Regions from separate parts of the Homo sapiens genome. Here all the other regions are linked to region 1. A link is an interaction called in ENCODE POLR2A ChIA-PET data of the cell type or tissue named here. Cell type or tissue: MCF 10A. All regions are shown on one strand. Links, peaks and the distances in the headings refer to the core of each region. The heading gives the core; the rest is flanking DNA.

Evidence for each region. Peaks named below come from ENCODE experiments on the same cell type or tissue, not always from the same donor. Only the 100,000 strongest peaks of a DNase experiment are listed, where the experiment ranks them.
Region 2: POLR2A ChIA-PET joins it to region 1 with 5 read pairs; 4 of 35 experiments call an interaction of 5 or more read pairs at or near these places.
Region 3: POLR2A ChIA-PET joins it to region 1 with 6 read pairs; 4 of 35 experiments call an interaction of 5 or more read pairs at or near these places.

Annotation. Positions count from the first base shown.
Region 1 is chr11:102,511,114-102,517,645 of GRCh38, forward strand. No RefSeq gene overlaps it. Among named protein-coding and RNA genes, the nearest start is that of MMP7, 16 kb to the right of the region's middle. RefSeq lists an enhancer at 152-321. In MCF 10A, for the core only: no CTCF peak of the experiment used is centred there; a DNase peak (open chromatin) is centred at 2,918.
Region 2 is chr11:102,560,773-102,567,304 of GRCh38, forward strand. No RefSeq gene overlaps it. Among named protein-coding and RNA genes, the nearest start is that of MMP7, 33 kb to the left of the region's middle. In MCF 10A, for the core only: no CTCF peak of the experiment used is centred there; a DNase peak (open chromatin) is centred at 3,539.
Region 3 is chr11:102,572,896-102,579,427 of GRCh38, forward strand. It overlaps MMP20 (matrix metallopeptidase 20), which reads right to left. Exons shown (of 10, transcript NM_004771.4): 9 at 6,144-6,247; 10 at 3,937-4,531. The coding sequence ends at 4,431. Among named protein-coding and RNA genes, the nearest start is that of MMP7, 45 kb to the left of the region's middle. In MCF 10A, for the core only: no CTCF peak of the experiment used is centred there; a DNase peak (open chromatin) is centred at 1,136.

The DNA of each region.
Region 1 (6,532 bases), core at 800-5,799:
AATAAAAGTGGGTTTTGAGAGGGTGAGGAGAGTTTAGCTAGGCAATGATAAAAGGAGACATATATGGAAATCAGAAAAGATTTAATCTCCTGGCACATCAAAGATGATTTCGTCTCCTGGAACAGCAATCACAGAAAGACTAGTTTATAATTTTAGCAGCCCTAAAGTATTTTAAATTCAGCCTTAAGAAAATGCATAAATTGGATGATATTTGTCTTGGTCATTTCCATGTAAGATCTTTTTGTCTTTTCTGCCCCATTCAGAGAATCATAATTTCATCCCATTCATGTGGCCTCAGGAGAGGATCAGTATCAGTTATTTTCTTCTTGGTATAAATTTGTGTTTATATATTACTTCTTTCCTTTTTTTTTTTTCAAAAATGTGTTTGCAATTGTGGAATAAATTTTCAGGCATTTGCTTAGAAGTGGAGGAAGCATTGGATATCAAAGTCTCTCCTTAGCACACCTGTAATTATACCATATGAGCAACACTCTTGCCTTCCTCTTTCTTGTTTCCTCACATTTTTTATAAATAAAATATCTCAAAATGTCAACAGTAATTATTTCTGTTTGATTTTAAATTATTTTATTTTTCCTCTTTGTATGCATTTTTATTTTCAAAAATTTTCCCATGGACATATATTGCATTTATTTAATTTTTAATAAAAACAACACTTTTATATAAATTAGAAAATGAAACCCACAGGGAAAAGTGTTCCCAGAAGGAAAAGCAACTTCTCTTTTTCCTTCCCCCACCAGAAGTAATACATTTTCTTTTATTTTTAGTTGTCTAAAAATAGTTACCTCCATGTTATTGAATAATATGCTTACATCACTATTTCTTTTCTTTCTTTCTCTTTTTTTAGACAGGAGCTCATTCTGTCACCCAGGCTAGATTGCTATGGTGGGATGACGGCTCACTGCAGCCTCCTTGACCTCATGGGCTCAAGTGATCCTCCCACTAAAGCCGCCCAAGTAGCTGGGACTACAGTGCGTGCCACCATGCCAGGCTAATTATCTATCTATCTATCTATCTATCTATCTATCTATCTATCTATCATCTATCTATCTACCTACCTATCTATCTATCATCTATCATCTACCTATATGTATCTATCTATCATCTATCTATATATCTATCTATCTATCTATCTATCTGGTCAGTTTGTTTTTTGAGACAGGTTCTTGCTCTATACCTCAGGCTGGAGTGCAGTGGTGCGATCTTGACTCACTGCAACCTCTGCCTCCCAGGTTCAAGCGATTCTCCTGCCTCAGCCTCCTGAGTAGCTAGGATTACAGGCACCTGCCACCATGCCCAGCTAATTTTTGTATTTTTAGTAGAGATGGTGTTTCGCCATGTGGGCCAGGCTGGTCTTGAACTCCTGACCTCAAGTGATCCACCTGCCTTGGCTTCCCAAACTGCTGGGATTACAGGCGTGAGCCACCACACGCGGCCATAATTTTTAAATTTTATGTGGAGATGTGGTTTCACCACGTTGCCATGTTGGTCCTGCGTGGGTCAGGTGTCTGCCCCTGCTCCAAACAGCTGTGACAGGAGATGGGATAGTACACAGTTGGCATGAAGGCCTGCTATAGGTCAGACATACTTATTAGAGAAGAAAGACTGTTAGAGAAGGGAACTGATGACTTGGAAATGAGTCCCCGGCTCAAGTGATTCTCCCGCTTTGACCTCCCAAAGTTCTGGGATTACAGTCATGGGCCACCACACCCAGCCTATATCACTATTTCTTTATCAGTGTTAGGTGTTCTCTACTCAGAGAATTTGCTCACTAGTTCTACTCTCTGCTGTCCTTCCTTTCTGCCCCAATTTTGAGAGTTATATCATTATTGGTTTTGCTTGTAACTTTACATGATCTATGTAAATCTTTGCTTCTTGTTCCATTAGTTTCAGGGGCATCTCTCCATTCCCCACCCTGTAATAGGAGGCTCTCAAAGCCTCTGGCATTCTCTGCATCTCTCCCTTCCCTTCACCTCCCAACTTCCCATATTGTTACATTTTCATGATTGATACAACTTTTTCATTCTCTATCCATCATTAAATTGCCTGAGCTTTATCAGTGTGCTCATTATGAATACTAAACAACCAATAAAGAGCATTTAAATTAATCACCGTGTCAACATTATTCAGCTCAGGGCTGAGCAGTGAGCTACAACCATACTTCTTCTCTCTGGTTCCGACATGACCCCTGCCTCTCACAGGAGAATTTTCCCTTCAGTTCAAATGTGCTATCCTTTCTCCAACTTCTCTGATTACTCTTTGAGTAATTACTCTGATTACTCTTTGAGAATTACTCCTGTCACGTTTGAGTTTGTGGCCTTATATTTGGATCATGATTTTTATTATAATTCCTCATTTTCCCTTGGATATCTGATTGTCATTTTTCTCCATTGGGAGATGAAGTTTATGTCCCTTCACCACAGCCTATATATTTTACAGATTTTCACTCACCATTTCATGTATTGTTTAGTAGCTATTTCATTTTTTCTTAAAAACCATCTTTTTTTTTTAGGTCCCATTGACTTACTGTTGTAATTTGGACTGGTTGCTTTCTAGCCCTGGAGCACAGCTATCACTCAGAGATTCTTTTTCCATCATTTCCCTATCTCACATCATCTTTCTTGGATTTCATCCTTTGTGTTTGCAATATATTTTAAATTAGTTATCTCAGAAAATGTACACAAGGGATAGACTTTCTGAACTCCTGTCGTACAAGTTGAGTTTATGTTGGCTTCACACTTATATCAGTTTTATAGGGCTGACATAAAGAGGTACCATAAATTGTATGGCTTAAAATAAGTCTCACAGTTCCGAAGGTGAGGTCAAAAGTAAGGTGTCAGCCAAGTTGGTATCTGAGGGAGAATCTGTTCCATGTCTCTCTCCTAGCTTTGGGTGGTTGCCAGCAGTCCTTGGCGTTCTTTGGCTTGTAGTTGCATCACTCCAGCTTCTGCCTCTGTTACTGCCTGGCGTTTTCCTTGTGTGTCTCTGTGTTCTTCTGTCTTTACATGGCTTTCTTAGGACAACAGTCATTGGATTTAGGGCCCACTCCACTTCAGTATGGCCTCATTTTAACTTGATTACCTCTGCAAACACCCCATTTCTAAATAAGGTCCCATTTTCACAGGTACAAGGGATAAGCACTTCGACTTGTCTTTTTGGGGACACAATTCAACCCACAACCACACTGGATAGATGGTTTGGCTGGGTATATATAGAATTCTAGGAAAAAAATAACTCATCCTCAGGGTTTTGAAGACCTTAATTCAGTCTAGCTTAGAATCATTTTTGCTGATGAGAAATCTGATGTCAGTTTAATTCTATTTTGTTGGAGTCCTTTTTTTTTTTAAAAAAAAATCTTGGGGCATGGTTAAAATCTCTTTATTCTTGGTGTTCTAAAATTTTAACGTGATGTTGGCTCTTTCGTTTGAAGATTCGTTTTTCTCCAAACCATTCACCCTTCTCAAGACTGGAAAATGTCCAATTATTTCTTTGATAATTTTCTTTTCTTTATTTTGTCTATTCTTTATTTTGTCTATTCTTCATTTTTGGAAATCTTATTGGCTGTTGTAGCAGACAAGGTTCAATGAGAGGAGCAGAACCACTAAGAATGATGTAAAATAAGGGACTTATAGGGATTTATACTCATACCGTTGTGGGAGCTGGTAAAACGATCTTGATTTGGCTGTTTCTTCTGCATCTGGTGCTGAACTTGAAGTTACAGGACAGGTGTTAGCAGTTAAAAGATAGAAGTAAAGTGGGGAGAGCAGGACACCTGGGACCTGTGAAATGAGTAACAAGCTGGAACTTTTCTCCTTCTATCACAGGTGCTTGTGATGGCTTCTCCTTGTTGCTAGGTCTCTAACCTTGCTTCTGTGTGTGCCCCATAGAAGATACTAGTATTATTGTGTGGATCCACACTCAGGCCTAACTCAGGAGTTGGAGAAGTTGAAGGAAGAGATAATGTGGGAGCTGGAGCCCTGGGCCTGCAGTGTTTTGTGCTCACAATGTGAATGAGCAGAACCACGAAATTGTGCATGAGCTGCAACAGCACCAGACTCATATCAACCTTGGTAGAGCAAGTATTACTTTACTTCCATGGTCCAAATTCCATGTAGATTTTTCTTGTGGCCAGCCCTAACAAGAAACATAGAGAAAGGAATTCTGGGAAATAAAGTTTAGCTTAGTTAAGTTGACATATTTCAAAGCTGACAGAATTGGGTATTGGACCTCCTGAATTGATCTTTTCTTCTTCCTTTTTCTGTCCTATTTTCCATTTTTTTGTCTTTCAGCTCTTCATTCTGAGTGGCTTTCTTTATCTTCCAACTCTTTTACATTATACTTCTCTCTTGACAATCATAAATTCAATTTTCAAAAGTTTCAGCTTATTCTCTGATAATTTTTAATATAATCTTAGTATTACTTTTGTTTTGTTTTGTTTTGTTTTGTTTTTGAGATGGAGTCTCACTCTGTCTCCCAAGCTGGAGTGCAGTGACACGATCTCGGCTCACTGCAACCTCTTCCTCCTGGGTCCAAGCGATTCTCCTCCCTCAGTTTCCCAAGTAGCTGGGATTACAGGCACCTGCCACCACGCCTGGCTAACTTTTATATTTTTAGGAGAGACGGGTTTCATCATGTTGGCCATGCTGGTCTCGAACTCCTGACCTCAAGCGATCTGCCCACCTTGGCCTCCCAAAGAGCTGAGATTGCAGACGTGAGCCACCGCCCCTGGCTGGTTACTGTTTTTTATGTGTGTAATGTCGTCCCAAATTTCTGTGAGAATGTCCTATTTTTTTTTTCTCATACCTCTTCTATTCTGTAAATTATTTCTGTTTTTTCTGGGGTGAATTTTTTTGGTATCACCACCTTTTTCAATGAGTTGTTATTTTGTTCCCAATCTCATTTAAATAAGGGGTGTGGAGACTAAAGCAATTCCATCTTGGATGTTAATCCACCATGTTATCTTGTCATTAACCCCAGTTCTGTGAAGGCTTCCAAGATTTCCGGCTTATTTATTGTTCCTTGTGTAAGAGAAGGTACTTACCATAAATTTCTGGTCAAAACAACCTTGACGTTACTGTGCTATGGTTGTCCTACCTGTCCCTTCTGAAGCATGTATACCCTTTCCCTATGGCATGTGAGTACTGGTTCTGCGGGTAATGGTGCAGGAATCCACCCTCTCGTCTTATGGCTGCCCAAGATAAGGCTTCTGTTTGTAAGTCACTATTAAATGTTTCTTTCTGAGAAACTGGATTTGTCAGCCTCTTTCTTCAGCCCCACAGCTTCCTCAGCCTTTGTGGGTAGATTTGCCTAGACCTGTCCACCACAGAACAATGCAACAAGAAAGCTGACTAGGAGCCTGGTGTCCATGGATGTTCTTGTTCACTCGTACATTTAAGTTAGGATGAGCAGATGGATGGAGCCTTCCCTATTCCCAGCCTCAAAGCCAAAATATGGTTATTTTGTTCAGAGGCACAGAACCCAATTTAAATGTCCTGTTCTCTCTCAATTTTTTTAAAAAACTTGTTTAGCAAAGAACCCTTTGATATTTTGCCTGGAAGTGAACATCTGGCTCTCTGCCATTTTTGTTAAAGGGATGAAATGAAGTTAATTGTCTTATACACATGTACTCATACACAGTTAATCGCCTAATACCATTTTTCACCCTGCCTTCATTAAACCTTCTAACTGAGATTTCAAAGCCTCTGAGGAGTTGGACAATTTTAACTCCCATTTTCACTGTAGGCCTCTTTGTACATCCTAGGCTGAGGCTGGTATGTTTTGTCTATTAGCTGTATTAGATCTTACAGAAATTAATTGAAATCCCTTGTCCATTGCAGACCTCCTCCTGCTCTGTTTTATTCCTTCACTACTGCTTAAAAGAAATCTTTGAAGGGAGGGAAGACAAATTCATGTGCTAAGACCTCTTTCTTAAACTGGAGTTTATTGACTTTAAAACCAGAAAAATAACAAGTAATTTACAAAATACACCCAAGTCTTATGGACTTCTATAAATACATAGTACCCTGGCTTTGGAATACAGATTTTTTTCTTTTAAGACAGGGTGTCGCTCTATCACCTAGGCTGGAGTGCAGTGGCGTGATCTCAGTTCATTGTAACCTCTGCCTCCTGGGCTCAAGTGATCCTCATGCCTTAGTCTCCCAAGTAGCTGAGATTACAGGTGCCTGCCATCACACCTGGCTAATTTTTGTATCTTTAGTAGAAAGGGGGTTTTGCCATGTTGGCCAGGCTGGTCTTGAACTCCTGACCTCAAATGATCCACCTGTCTTAGCCTCCCAAAGTGTTGTGATTACAGGCGTTAGCCACGTGCCCAGCTGGAATTCAGGTGTTTTTTATTTCTTAAAATATGACAATCTTTTCCTCAAATAAGTGTCAAAAACAGGCAATGTCACCTTAATCTTTTACTGGTTTTCCTTTCTCATGGGATGGTACAGAATTAGAGTATGATAGGGTCCTGGGTGAAAATGGTAGAAGGGATACTAAGTATAATACAATG
Region 2 (6,532 bases), core at 1,084-6,083, 50 kb after region 1:
TAGGCAAGGTTAAGTCTCATGATGCTAGGCTACTAGGCAGGGTTTCTTGGCATGACAGCTATTACATTGAAGTACTTGACAGTTTTCGTTGTAAAGAACATTCTTATTTATAAAGTAGCTCCCTCATATTTGTGGTTTCACTTTCTGCAGTTTCAGTTACGGTCAACCGCAGTAGGTTATTTTTATGAACATAAGATATTTTGAAAGAGAGAGACAGAGAGAAAGAGACCACATTCAAATAACTTTTATTACAGTAAATTGCTATAATTGTTCTATTTTAATATTAATTATTGTTAATCACTTACTGTGTCTAATTTATAAATTAAACTTTATCCTAGGTATGTATATATTGGAAAAAAATAGTATATATAGGATTTGGTACTATCCCCCCACTGCAAGCACCTACTGGGAGTCTTGAAATGCAACCCTTGTGAATAAAGGGGGACTGCTGCACCTCACTAAATTCTCACCTGGTAAATTTAACCTAGTGTTCTTTTATTCCCTCCTCAGTGGAATTTTGACACTTGGTTGTGATATTTTATGAAAAAGCCCTATTCAAATAATTTTTGGTGCAGTTATGAAATGGATCGCCAATTTTATTTTTTCCTCCTTCCTTCTTTTCCTTCTCTGTGGTATTTTAAAATATTTCACAAAACTAGTGTATAGAATATTAACACACTTTACAGATGATAACTTTTAGTCACAGCATCCTCAGTTTGGAAACCTGCTGAATAATATTGTTCATATGATGACAAGTTTGAAATGAAGGCACATTATTTTGAATGGCTGTGTCCTATGGCCCAGGGTTACCGAAAATGTGGTCCATGGGCCAAGGCCTGCCTGCAAACTGTTTACTACCTGTCTGTAATGAGATTTCTACAGAACTTGAAAGCATTTGTAAACTTTTGTAAGCAATTTCTCAGAGTAATTTTATGTCTGTTGAATAAACTTACAATGTTTTCCTAAGAGAAGGATGTGGTTTGTCACTTGCTGTTTCTTCTCCTCCTTCTTACTTTCTTCCACTCCTCTTTCTCTTTCTCCTGTTACTGTTACTGCCCCTGCTGCTCATCTTCTCTTTCCTGACTTTATTCTTTGTCTTCTTATTCTTCTTTTTGCCTTCCTTTCCCCCTCTTCCTGCTCCTTGTGATTCTTCTCCCTTGTCCTCCTCCTCCTCCTCTAGATATGAAAGTCCACTATATTCACACAAGGTATGTAAGTAATTGTTCCTTTCAGTTACCTTGAGGAGAACTAATTAATTTAAAATATTATTTTAAACACCACCTTTATCTTATAGCTCCAGTGAAAAACTGCATTTTGTAACCTACATTTTTTTTATGGAATAAATTCCAGTTTTTCAGCTTGATTTTCAGGATCTTTCCAATGTAAGCCCAATATAAGAGTCCTAACTCTTCATAATTCCCTTAAAAATTATGATGATTTCCCCTTTATTGTGTATTTATACCATTTATCTTCTAAGAATGGATTCTCCGCTGATTTATAATTTGATTCACCCATCTAATGAGTATTTAGCATCAATTAAATGCTGGGCAATAAGTTCCTGCCACTCAGGAGTTTAACATCCAGAACGTAGTCAAATACTTACCTCTTCTTTGGGGGCATCTCCATGAGGTGTAATTAGAAAAAGCAGAGCCAGGCGCAGTGGCTCACGCCTGTAATCCCAGCACTTTGGGAGGCCGAGGTGGGCAGATCATTTGAAGTCAGGAGTTCGAGACAAGCCTGACCAACATGGTGAAGCCCCGTCTCTATTAAAAATACAAAAAAGTTAGCTGGGCATGGTGGCACATACCTGTAGTCCCAGCTACTCAGGAGGCTGAGCAGGAGAATTGCTTGCCTGGGAGACAGAGGTTGCAGTGAGCTGAGATCACGCCACTGCACTCCAGCCTGGGAGACAGAGTGAGCCTCCGTCTCAAAAAAAAAGCACTAAGAGTTGTCAGAAGAGTTGAGAGTCACAGGGATTGGGGACTGGGATATAAATCTTAGCTGGTCACGACCCCTAACTCCTTGGGTCTCCTTTGTGTACTCATCTGTAAAGTGGGTATGATGCTGATCTTTCCTTCATAAAGGATTTTTTAAAAAAGATTATATTAAATAATAAGATGAAAGAAGCTGGCACAATGTAGAATTTATTCAATGCTATTTTCTTCTTGTCGCCTATGAAAAAATTTTACTTTCTATTTACTTTAATTCTGACACCAAAGGCTATCCTTTTCCTGTTCTACACCATGCACATTCTAAACTAGTTCCATTTCCTGGTACTATCTTCCTGTTCCAACTCCCCTTTTTATTTATGCAATGCCCACTCTTCCTTTTCCATCTGCCCAAATTGTGTACTTCCTTCAGGATGAAATTCAAAACCTCACTCCTCCAAAATCACTCATGGGCCCCTTGACTTTTCTGGAATTCTCTTATAGAACTACTTCAGCTCTTGGCTATGTTATCTCTGGTGTTGACCATTTTATTAATTTCATCTTGCCTTCCCAATGAAAATGAATGTTCTTTGATGGTAAGGAATTTGTCTTTTTTCCCTTTCTTTCTTTGCATTCTTTTTTTTTTTTTTAAATAACAACCTCCTGTCCAATTATATGGTATTTGTATTTTTCTGTTCCCTAGAGTGTAGAGCATATGAAAGATAGTTAAAAATACAGCAGAAACTTGACACTGGTGAGGGATATGGGTAAGCCATGCTATAATGTGGATGCCCACGGGCCAGAGGGATTTACTGCTCATGTACTTCTCCCATCTATACCATCCTCATGATGCAAGTGCACCAAATTTGCCCTTTAGCAAAATGGCAAACTCATGTCCTTGGACATCTTGTGCTTGCAAAAAGCTGAAACCTCAACTGTCAAAACCTCAAATGCCAAGAGTTTCTTATGTTTTTGATAAAACTGTGGTTGTACCCAAAAGTACTTGATGAAAATTTTTTATTTAGCCCATTATTTTGGCATTGTACTGCCTCAGTACTCATCTCCGATTACCTATCAGGTGTGGGTTTGAAGGGTGGTTCCAGGGTGAATACAGACAGAGGAATATCTTCTAGTTCTTGCCTGGAGGCTCTGGACCCACCCGCACTTTCCCAGACCTGAAGGAACAGCAACTACCAGATGCCAAGCACTGCCTTTAGGTGCTCAGATGAACTTCTGAGCCATATCACCTGTCCTCAAAAGCCCTGACCCAAGCAGTGTCCCTTCTCTCAGATGTCCCCTCTCTCAGTAGGTTCACCCAGTAACCAGTTTTATGAAGAATAGTGTTTTTCAAAATGGGAAGAGAAAGCAGTGCTTTGACTTAGAGGACTCTCTTCTGTTCAATTTTAACTTTCAATGTATAGTTTTTAATTGTAGAAGTTACTTCAAAAGGAAATTAAAGAATTGAAACCCCAAGTCCCAGCATATTAGGAACTAATATTAGAGCTTACTTTCAAATAATGGCTAACTCTAGTGGAATGCTTACAAGGTACCTGTGTTGGTTTTTCATCGCCCTGACACATACATGAAAGTAAGTCTCTTCCAGAGAGTATCTGATTCTATGACTTTCTCTGATGACTCACCTATGACTTTCTCTGATGACTAGGCTATTTTATAGCTCCCTAGAAATAGAAACTAAGTTGTAGAAAACTGATAACAATGCAGGTTTTTCCTGTCCACAGTAATGCAAATCATTCTTTTTTTTATTCTTATTTTTATTATTATTATTATTTTTTTTGAGACGGAGTCTCACTCTGTCGCCGAGGCTGGAGTGCAGTGGCGCGATCTCGGCTCACTGCAAGCTCCAACTCCTGGGTTCACGCCATTCTCCTGCCACAGCCTCCCGAGTAGCTGGGACTACAGGCGCCCACCACCATGCCAGGCTATTTTGTTTGTACTTTTAGTAGAGACGGGGTTTCACCGTGTTAGCCAGGATAGTCTTGATCTCCTGATCTTGTGATCTGCCCGCCTCGGCCTCCCAAAGTGCTGGGATTACAGGTGTGAGCCACCGTGCCCGGCCGCAATTGATTCTTGTTCACAGAAATGCAAAGGCATATTGCATTTAGAGATAAAACTTTATTATGTTTTATAAAACATTATAGAGATAAAACTTGAAAATGTTTACTGACCTATGGGATATCAATCAGTTTTGCATTTATTAGCAAAACCATTTTAGCATTCCTAGTTGCATGTATACATCTCCAAATTCTCCTCATTCTCCAAATTCTGTTTCCTCATTAATTAATTAAATCAACAAATTATTTGACACAGGTTCATTTTACATGTGTTTGAGAGTCATGATTTTACTTTGTAAAAAATTATAGTTTAGCAATTTTGAAGGTTCCACTGAAAAGCCCAAGTGGGCTTTCCTGACAAAGTAAACTTCTGATGGGGTTCAGGACACATTACTCCAAAATATAGCACCTTGGCATATTAAATATTTTAAGCTGAAGACATTTGAAAAGCAGGAAGTTCACTCCACTTTCCTCCCAGTCTTTCTCTCCTGAAGCAGACCATGAAACCTAGGAAGGATTTTCTGATCTTTCCCTGAAGAAAGAGGCCGGGTGCCCTCCCAATACCTGGAGGAAAGGAATGTCCTTATCTTTGAAGATAAAATGACACTGAGAATAATCTGTACAAACAAGATGAAACTGCCTTTGCAAAATTATGACAATAAGAGAAATCTGACATACTTGACTCCATCTTGTTTCTGACCTCCAAGATGTCCTTGGTCATTCCTGGGCATAGGCCAACTTAACTTTGGGAGAAATTTATTTTTTTTATTTTTTATTTTTTTGTGATGGAGTTTCACTCTTGTCACGCAGGCTGGAGTGCAATGGTGGTCTTGGTTCACTGCAACCTCCACCTCCCGTGTTCAAGCAATTCTCCTGCCTCAGCCTCCTGAGTAGCTGGGATTACAGGTGCCTGCCACCACGCCAGGCTAATTTTTATTTTTTTTTCGAGATGGAGTCTCGCTCTGTCGCCCAGGCTGGAGTGCAGTGGTGCGATCTCGGCTCACTGCAAGCTCTGCGTCGCAGGTTCACACCATTCTCCTGCCTCAGCCTCCCAAGTAACTGGGACTATAGGCGCCCGCCACCTCACCTGGCAAATTTTGTATTTTTAGTAAAGATGGGGTTTCACCTTGTTGGCCAGGCTGATCTTGAACTCCTGACCTCAGGTAATCTGCCTGCCTTGGCCTCCCAAAGTGCTGGGATTACAGGCGTGAGCCACTGCACCCAACCTGTTTATAATGTAACTTGCAAGCAAGGATGAGAATAATCCCTCAGTAAACAAATCCCCTCCTTGTTTAGGGACCAAAGACCATCTTTGTAAGACTAATGAAAGGCCCCAAGAATAGGATTATGTGGGGTGGTGGGCTGAACTCTGCTAAGATGTAGGCATCTTTCTATAATCCTTTACTGCTCAGGAGTCATGTGGCCAGAGGTCACAAGATTTGTGACTTCCTTAATTGCTCCTGTAGATAACATCACGATTGTAATACCTAAGATTATTTTTTTTTGAGACACTTTCTGACAGACCCAACATGGACTCATGACTCAACTGAACCTGTGGCCCCACTCAGATGTGGACTCAGGGCTTGAGGACTGTTTTCCACACCCTTATGATTTCATCCCCTGCCAATCAACAGCACCCATTCCCTAGCCCTCTGCCCACCAAACTCCACAGAAACCCTAAACTCTGAGCCTTTGGGGCTATTGATTTGAGTAATATTATAATTCTGTTTCCTGCATGGCAGGGCCAGCCTCGTGTCAATTAAACTCTTTCTTTACTGCAGTGCCATGGTCTCCATGAATCAGTTTTGTCTGTGCAGCAGGCAGGAAGAACTCATCAGGAGATTGCAAAGATTTGCTGTTTTCCCCATTTTATTACTATTAGATCATACATTTTGTCCAAATATATTTCTCCATGACAGTTCACTTGTCATCAAACTTAATATAAAAATATGCAGATTCTACCATTTTTTTTCTGGTCTTCATTTTTTTAATGAAAGCTTCTGTGTCATGTGAAACTTATATTAAATAAATTGTATATTTTTGTCTTGAGAATCTGTCTTTTGTTAAGAGGTCTCAACTGTGAACCTAGGATGGTTACAGAAAAGAAGGTTTTCTCACCTTACACTGTGTTGCTGGAGAAGTTTACCAATGGTTGCTTAACGTCGGCACATCTTTTCTTGATTGCCAGAGTAAATTCCAAGTAATAGTAGAACTTTGGCTTTGCTAACTCACTCTCTGTTTATCTAGTTTTATCCCTCTCTCTCTAGTAATTTTGTGTTTAGTTCTTGTTTCTGGTTTGCCTATAGTCAACAACTTATTCTCAATTGGTTGTTGCAATGATTGGGAATTTGGTTTTTATGATGTAACCATTTGGTGATCGCCGTACATGATGGAGAAGATTTTTTTGTTGGGTAAAAAACAACAGAGAATCTGGTAAGTTTTTGTTTGTTTTTCTTTATGTTCATCTATTTGTGAACTCAAATCAATTCAGAACGTTGTGCCCACTGGGAAGAAGACTAGATTTTTTATATC
Region 3 (6,532 bases), core at 1,023-6,022, 62 kb after region 1:
CACTGCATTACAGACCTGGGACTTTCCAAGAATAAACAAATTGCTAACTATTTATACAGACATTCTTTTTTTTATGGACATTCACTGCAAATGATCTGAGATGGACTTAAGCGTTACATTTCTTAACTGATGTTTTGCAATTGTTTTCTCATTAACTCCCTCCCATGTTTTCTCTTCTCATCTCTCCTCAAACTCTTGTCAGAACAACATGCTGCATTGTGCAACAAAAGTTTACTTTCATCTCCAAACATGTTAAATGATACATTAGATTAAAGGAAAGAATGTTAAGACTAATGGAGAAGACATTAAAATGAAGAGATGTTGCATTAAAAAAAAAAAGAGTCCTATTTTGGATCCCAAAGCCATTCACTAATTTCCCATTGTAATTTATTTACCAGCAAGCTTCCCAATTCTGCTTCTAGTTCAATTCCAAGGGTCTAGGTGTTGGGAGCAAACCTGAAATTATGACATTTTGAGTATAACAGGATACCTTTTAAACTGATCATGTTGACAAGCCACGTAGGGATTGGAATGAGACCAAAGACAGGAGACTTGGCAGATGACAGATGATCAGAAGATGCTGTTTCTACTTTTTACCCAGACCTACTGGGGAGAAATGCCGACGATCTTTTGGCTTGGACTCTTCTAAGCTCCATTATGGTAGTCTAAAACACCAACCTATTGGCCAGCAGTATGCATTTCCTCTCAAATGGCACTTCATTGGGTAATTTTAGCTATGAATATTCACAAAGAACCTTCAATATCATTGTCTGTAGAAGAAAAATAACTAACAGGAATAAAGAAAAACATCTGGATAATATATAAATAAAAGCACCCTGAAGACCCTGTGAGCATTTAAAAATATTATACACAGAATTCTGAATGAAAAACTGCATAGTTTTTTTGCCATTTGCTTTGTGAAATGGACATCTAAGGTGTTTTGCAATAAACATTTGAAAAGAAACAGAAGACCCAAAGGCAAACTTAGGTCTTTCATTTAGGACTAGGCTAAATGGAAGAGGGCTTGGTTTATACCAGAGAAAATTTAATATGGAGCTGTTAGGAAAGCTCCCCAAGGAGGTGAATCCATTCATCCTTAGTAGCCTGTGTAGTGCTTTCAAAGGTTCAGCCCACAAAGAGTCATCACTGAGATTAATAGGATAATGCATAGAATTCATCAGGAAGTGAACTCTGTTTTGCTACCTCGTGATCCTCAAGGGAGTACTTCAACCACACTTTGTCCAAAACTGTTATTTAATAAGTCATGTTTGCACTCAGTTACTCTGAAGTCAAATGAGTAGTTTATGTTATAAATTATTTCTGCACAACGTTCTTGTATCATATGAGGATAAGTGCTCTGTGTTATGACACAATCACACCTTCTTGTGCTTTAGAGAGACTGTATTTTTCCAAAATACATACTAATTTTATATCTGAGAGCAAAGAGCTTTCTTCTTAAGACAGGGTCTTGCTCTGTCACCCAGGCTGGTGCAGTGGCACAATCTCAGCTCACTGCAACCTCTGACCCCTGGGCTCAAGTGGTCCTCCCACCTCAGCCTTCCAAGTAGCTGGGACCACAGGCATGCGCCACCATGCCTAGCTAATTTTTTGTATTTTTAGTAGAGACAGGGTCTCACCATCTTTCCCAGGCTGGTCTCAAACTCCTGAGCTCAAGTGATCCATCCACCTTGGCCTCCCAAAGTGTTAGGACTACAGGTGTAAGCCCCTATGCCTGGCCTAAAAGCCAAGAATTCTTTAACTCAACAAAAAATAATGATTTATAAGAATTATTTTTTGGAGATGGGGGATAAACATAGTATTTTTAATTATTTGATTTAATTTGACATTTGGAAGAGAAAAATTTCAGGTCATTGATTATCAATTCTTGTGATATTATAGCTCATCAGATGTTTAGCTATCTCAAGGGACATATACAAATTCTCCAAAATATCACCAAACAAAATGAACTCTAATGGCTTCAAAAACAACAATTATAGAGCCCCTGTAGAGTGCCAGGGACTACTTTGCATATTTTGACTCATATATTTAAGGCTCTAAATATCCTTAGGAGATAAAAACTGCCATTATTCCAATTTTATAAAGGAAGACACTGAGACAGAGAATGAGGATGAGGGAATTTGGTCAACATCACACAGTTGAAAATAGAAGATCTGGAGTTTGAATCCATCAGTCAGACCTGAGAGCATATGCTTTATTGCTTTCAGTGAATTCATTGACTAGTGAAGTGTCTTCTGTATGCACGATTCTGGGCTAGTGCTGGACATGAGGAGGACATCTGGCTGGTTGCGTGCAGCACTGGATGTCCTCAGGCTGGTGCTTCATTGTCATGTGGTCCCTGACACAGTTGCCAGAATGCATGACCTCCATGGATCATCACACTACTTTGATCTCCTTCTTTTTTTTAATGTAACAGCTTTATCAAGATATAGTTAACATAACATATAATTCACTCATGTAAAGTGTACAATTTAATGGCTTTTAATATATTCACAGAGTTGTGCAACCATCACCATCATCAGTTTTAGAACATTTTCATTATCCCAAAAAAAAGAACCCCATACCCATTAGTAGTCACTCCTTATAACCCCCTCCCCCAACTACTGACAAGCACTGGTCCGCTTTATGTCTCCATAGATTTTTTTATTGTGAACATTTCATATAAATAGAATCATACAATATGTGACCTTTTCTGTCTGGCTTCTTTCATTTAGCATGATGTTTTCAAGCTTCATCCATGTTACAGCATGTGTTAGGACTTCATTTCTGCTTATTGTCGAATAACATTCTGTTGTCTGAATTTGCCACATTTTACGTATTCATTCATTACTCAATGGACATTTTTCCACTCTTTGGCTATTATAAATAACGATGCTATGAACATTTATGTGCAAGTTTTTTGTGTAGACATGTTTTAATTTCTCATAGGTATATACTTAGGAGTGAAATTGCTGTGTCATAGGGTAAGTCTACGTTAAATATTTTAAGAAATTGCCAGCCTGTTTTTCTCCTTGCTTATTGATAGTAAGAAGTCCTTCTTAGCAGTTTTTGCAAAAGTGACTTTTCTCCTCTATAGAAGCACCTTGACATTAGAAGGCAAGGATGCCAGACCTTGTCTTCAACAAATATTCAACATCTGGTGGACTATAAGTGGCCACTTTCAGTAACAGAAACCAAATGGAAAGTGTAGAATAATCTTGAGTAACTACCCCATCCTTTCTTAATATTAGGTCTTTTAAGTGACTATATGAAACAAATTTAATAAATGATGGTAACAATAGTAGCATCTGTTAAACACTGTAGATGTATCAGGAGGTCTATGAAGTATTACAAGTATCTTATCATTCAATTTTAGAATCACTAAAATATTTTAGAATCTTTACATTCTAGAGAGTAAGATTAAAGCAAAATTATAAGAATGACAGAGCCATAGTTTTATCTATTCTGATGACTAGGTAGGGGAAAAAGGTTTAGCTTGACGTAAGAAAAACTAAAACAAAAAGATGAACTCCCCTGAATGGAAGACTATTCAAAAGACACTCACTTAGCTGGGTAAAAGATAGTTTCACTGAGGCTGTTTTCAGGAAGCAGGAAGTAGAATGAGTTACTGTTATTTCTTTCCGGGTCTGTGTACTTATGATGTTATCTTACGGTTTAATTTTTCTATAGGTACACAGGATGTGTGGGTAGCCAATTAAAGTATTATAGAAGCTAGTAAATATTAACAGAAAAAAGAAATGAGGAACTGTTCTATTAAAACATTTTATTAGCTATTGTTAAAAAATTTTTCTGTTGCAAAGTGCCCATCTCTTGCCTACTATGAAAATTTGTTTGAATAGGTTTATCCACCTAAGCCTACATCAGATACCAGTGAGTAGACACAAAGTTAAACACACAAGAAACCACTCTTATGCAGTATTTTGTTGTGATGTCTTTTAAGTAAAAATTGGGAAATTTATATTTATTATAACAAATGATGGCCAAATGATGGCCACAAAAGCCATTGCTTGTAAATAATTATAATTCATACTGTAATGACATTTCCTATGAAAAGAATTACAATATATGTCATGGAATCCACCACTAGTCTTCCTCCTGGAAATAAAAATCAAACGGATCAATCTGCTTCAGTATATTAGGTAAGAAAAAATAATGGTGTCTAACTGCAGAGTGCATTGTGTTGATTTGGATTTCGCATAAAGTTGCCCATATAAAAACTTTTCTAATGTGGATTGAAATTCTGATTATACAACTATGAAAAAAATTGGAAGTATTATTATTCTCAGTGAATTCTAATTTGATTTGAAGGCCTTTGGAAGAATCCCTCTCCTACATTCTGCTTTAGTCCTTAAGATCCAGTTAGAGGCTGCTTGTAGTCATCCTCATTGCTTGAGAAGACTAGGCTTTTCTATTTAGCAACCAATCCAGGAACTAGATTTCACCACACTAACCACATCTTCCTTCTCTGTGTCATACTTGTATGTTTTTGGTCCTGAAAAGAAGTAAATGTAGCCTAAAAGAGACAAAGTTGAAATTGGGTTACTGAAGATGTCCAGCACATATATAAATGGAAGAATTTGTCACTGTCACTTTCTTAAAGTGTCACCAAAGAGGAATTGTGAATTTGTCAGGTGGCAGTTAGCTTGTCTTCTGTCTTCATGCCCTAGAACCTGACTCCTGAACTTCTCAGTCATTTCTGAGCTTTCTCCTTGTTCCAGCCGGGGTAAGGCCTTCTTGTTGGGGTCATCCAATGTGCCATGCTCAGTTATGTACTGTGCTTCTGCTCAGGCTGCTCTCCTCCAGGAAGCCACTCCCCTTTTCTTTCCCTAGTTAAGCCTCCGGCCAATCTTCAAAACCCATCTGAAGTCCTACTATAAAATTTCCAATGACTGCTGCCGATTCTGATATTTTAATTCTCAGATCAGCTCTTGCAATTATTGTGCAGTCTACCACATGACTCAACACTAAATTATAGATTGTCTGTTTTCCAGTCATTTCATCTGTGTTGGGTGAACCATTCTGTGAGAGCAGTGGCCACATCTGGAATGGTCTTTGCACTTCTGAACAGTGTCCAGCCCTGTGCTATTTTTTCAAGAAGAGTGTGCTAACTGACTACTTCAGAAGATTTAATTAAATGTATTCAACAAAGTTCTATTCAACTTTCCTAGCTATGTGTTAAATTGCAGGAGTTGGATGATGGAGTGGGAAAAAGCACTGAGAAGCTTGAGACAGATTTTTTTTTTTTTTTGAGACAGGGTATCACTCTGTTGCCCAGGCTAGAGTGCAGTGGTGCAATCACAGTTCACCGCAGCCTCGACCTCCTGAGCTCAAGTAATCCTCCCATCTCAGCATCCGGAGTAGCTGGGACTACAGGTGTGTGCCATCATTCTCAGCTAACTTTTTTGTAGAGACAGAGTTTTGCCATATTGCCCAAGCTGGTATTGAATTCCTGGGCTGAAGTGATCCTACCACCTCATCCTCCCAAAGTGCTGGAATTACAGGTGTGTGTCACTGTGCCCAACCAAGACTATGTGTATTTTAAAGATAGAAAAGGTAATCTTGACCCCGGTAGACTTTATGATCTAGCTGACTAATCGATTGAAGCTATACTTTAAAAACTTTCCATTAGGTGGCCAACATGGTGAAACTCCATCTCCACTAAAAATACAAACATTAGCTGGGCCTGGTGGCCAGCGCCTGTAGTCCCAGCTACTTGGGAGGCTGAGGTAGGAGAATCGCTCGAATCTGGGAGGCAGAAGTTGCAGTGAGCAGAGATCGCGCCACTGCAGTCCAGCCTGGCCACAGAGCGAGACTCCGTCTCAAAAAAAACAAAAAACAAAAAACAAAAAACAAAAACAAAAAACAAAACACACACACACAAAAACAAAAACAAACAAACAAACAAACAAAAACTTTCCATTAGGAAAGAGAGAACTAAAATACCAGAACTTTTACAGTTACTCTTTCTAGTGGACAATCTGTTTAGATAAACTTATGAAAGGACCTAAGACCAAATATAAAAACCAAGGACTCCCACTTGGAAATCCACTTTCTGTTGTGTTAAAGCAAAGCCAAGATTTCTTATGATAGTTTTCATGAAGAAAGTTTTCAGTGGAAACACTTACCATTTAATTCTACAGCAGCATCGATTTGGCCATTTACTCCTGAAAATTCTTCTTCAGTATTCTTTGGATAGTCTTTTTCCATTTTCCTTTTCCTTTCGTCGTAGCTAGAAAAAGTATTATTTCATAAATAATATTACTAAGAGGTTTTTACTGGTTGTAGATGACACTATACTGGTCAGGCATATGGACACATAACTTATTTAGGTGTTCCTCTCTCTCTCTGTTTCACATACACATACACATGCATTTATGTTGTTATTTATTTTTTCTTTGTTGTGTTTTTGTTTTTTTTTTGAGATGGGGTCTCACTGTTGCCCAGGCTGAAGTGTAGTGGTGCCATCATGGCTCACCACTGCCTTGACCTTCCAGGCTCAAGCGATCCTCCTGTC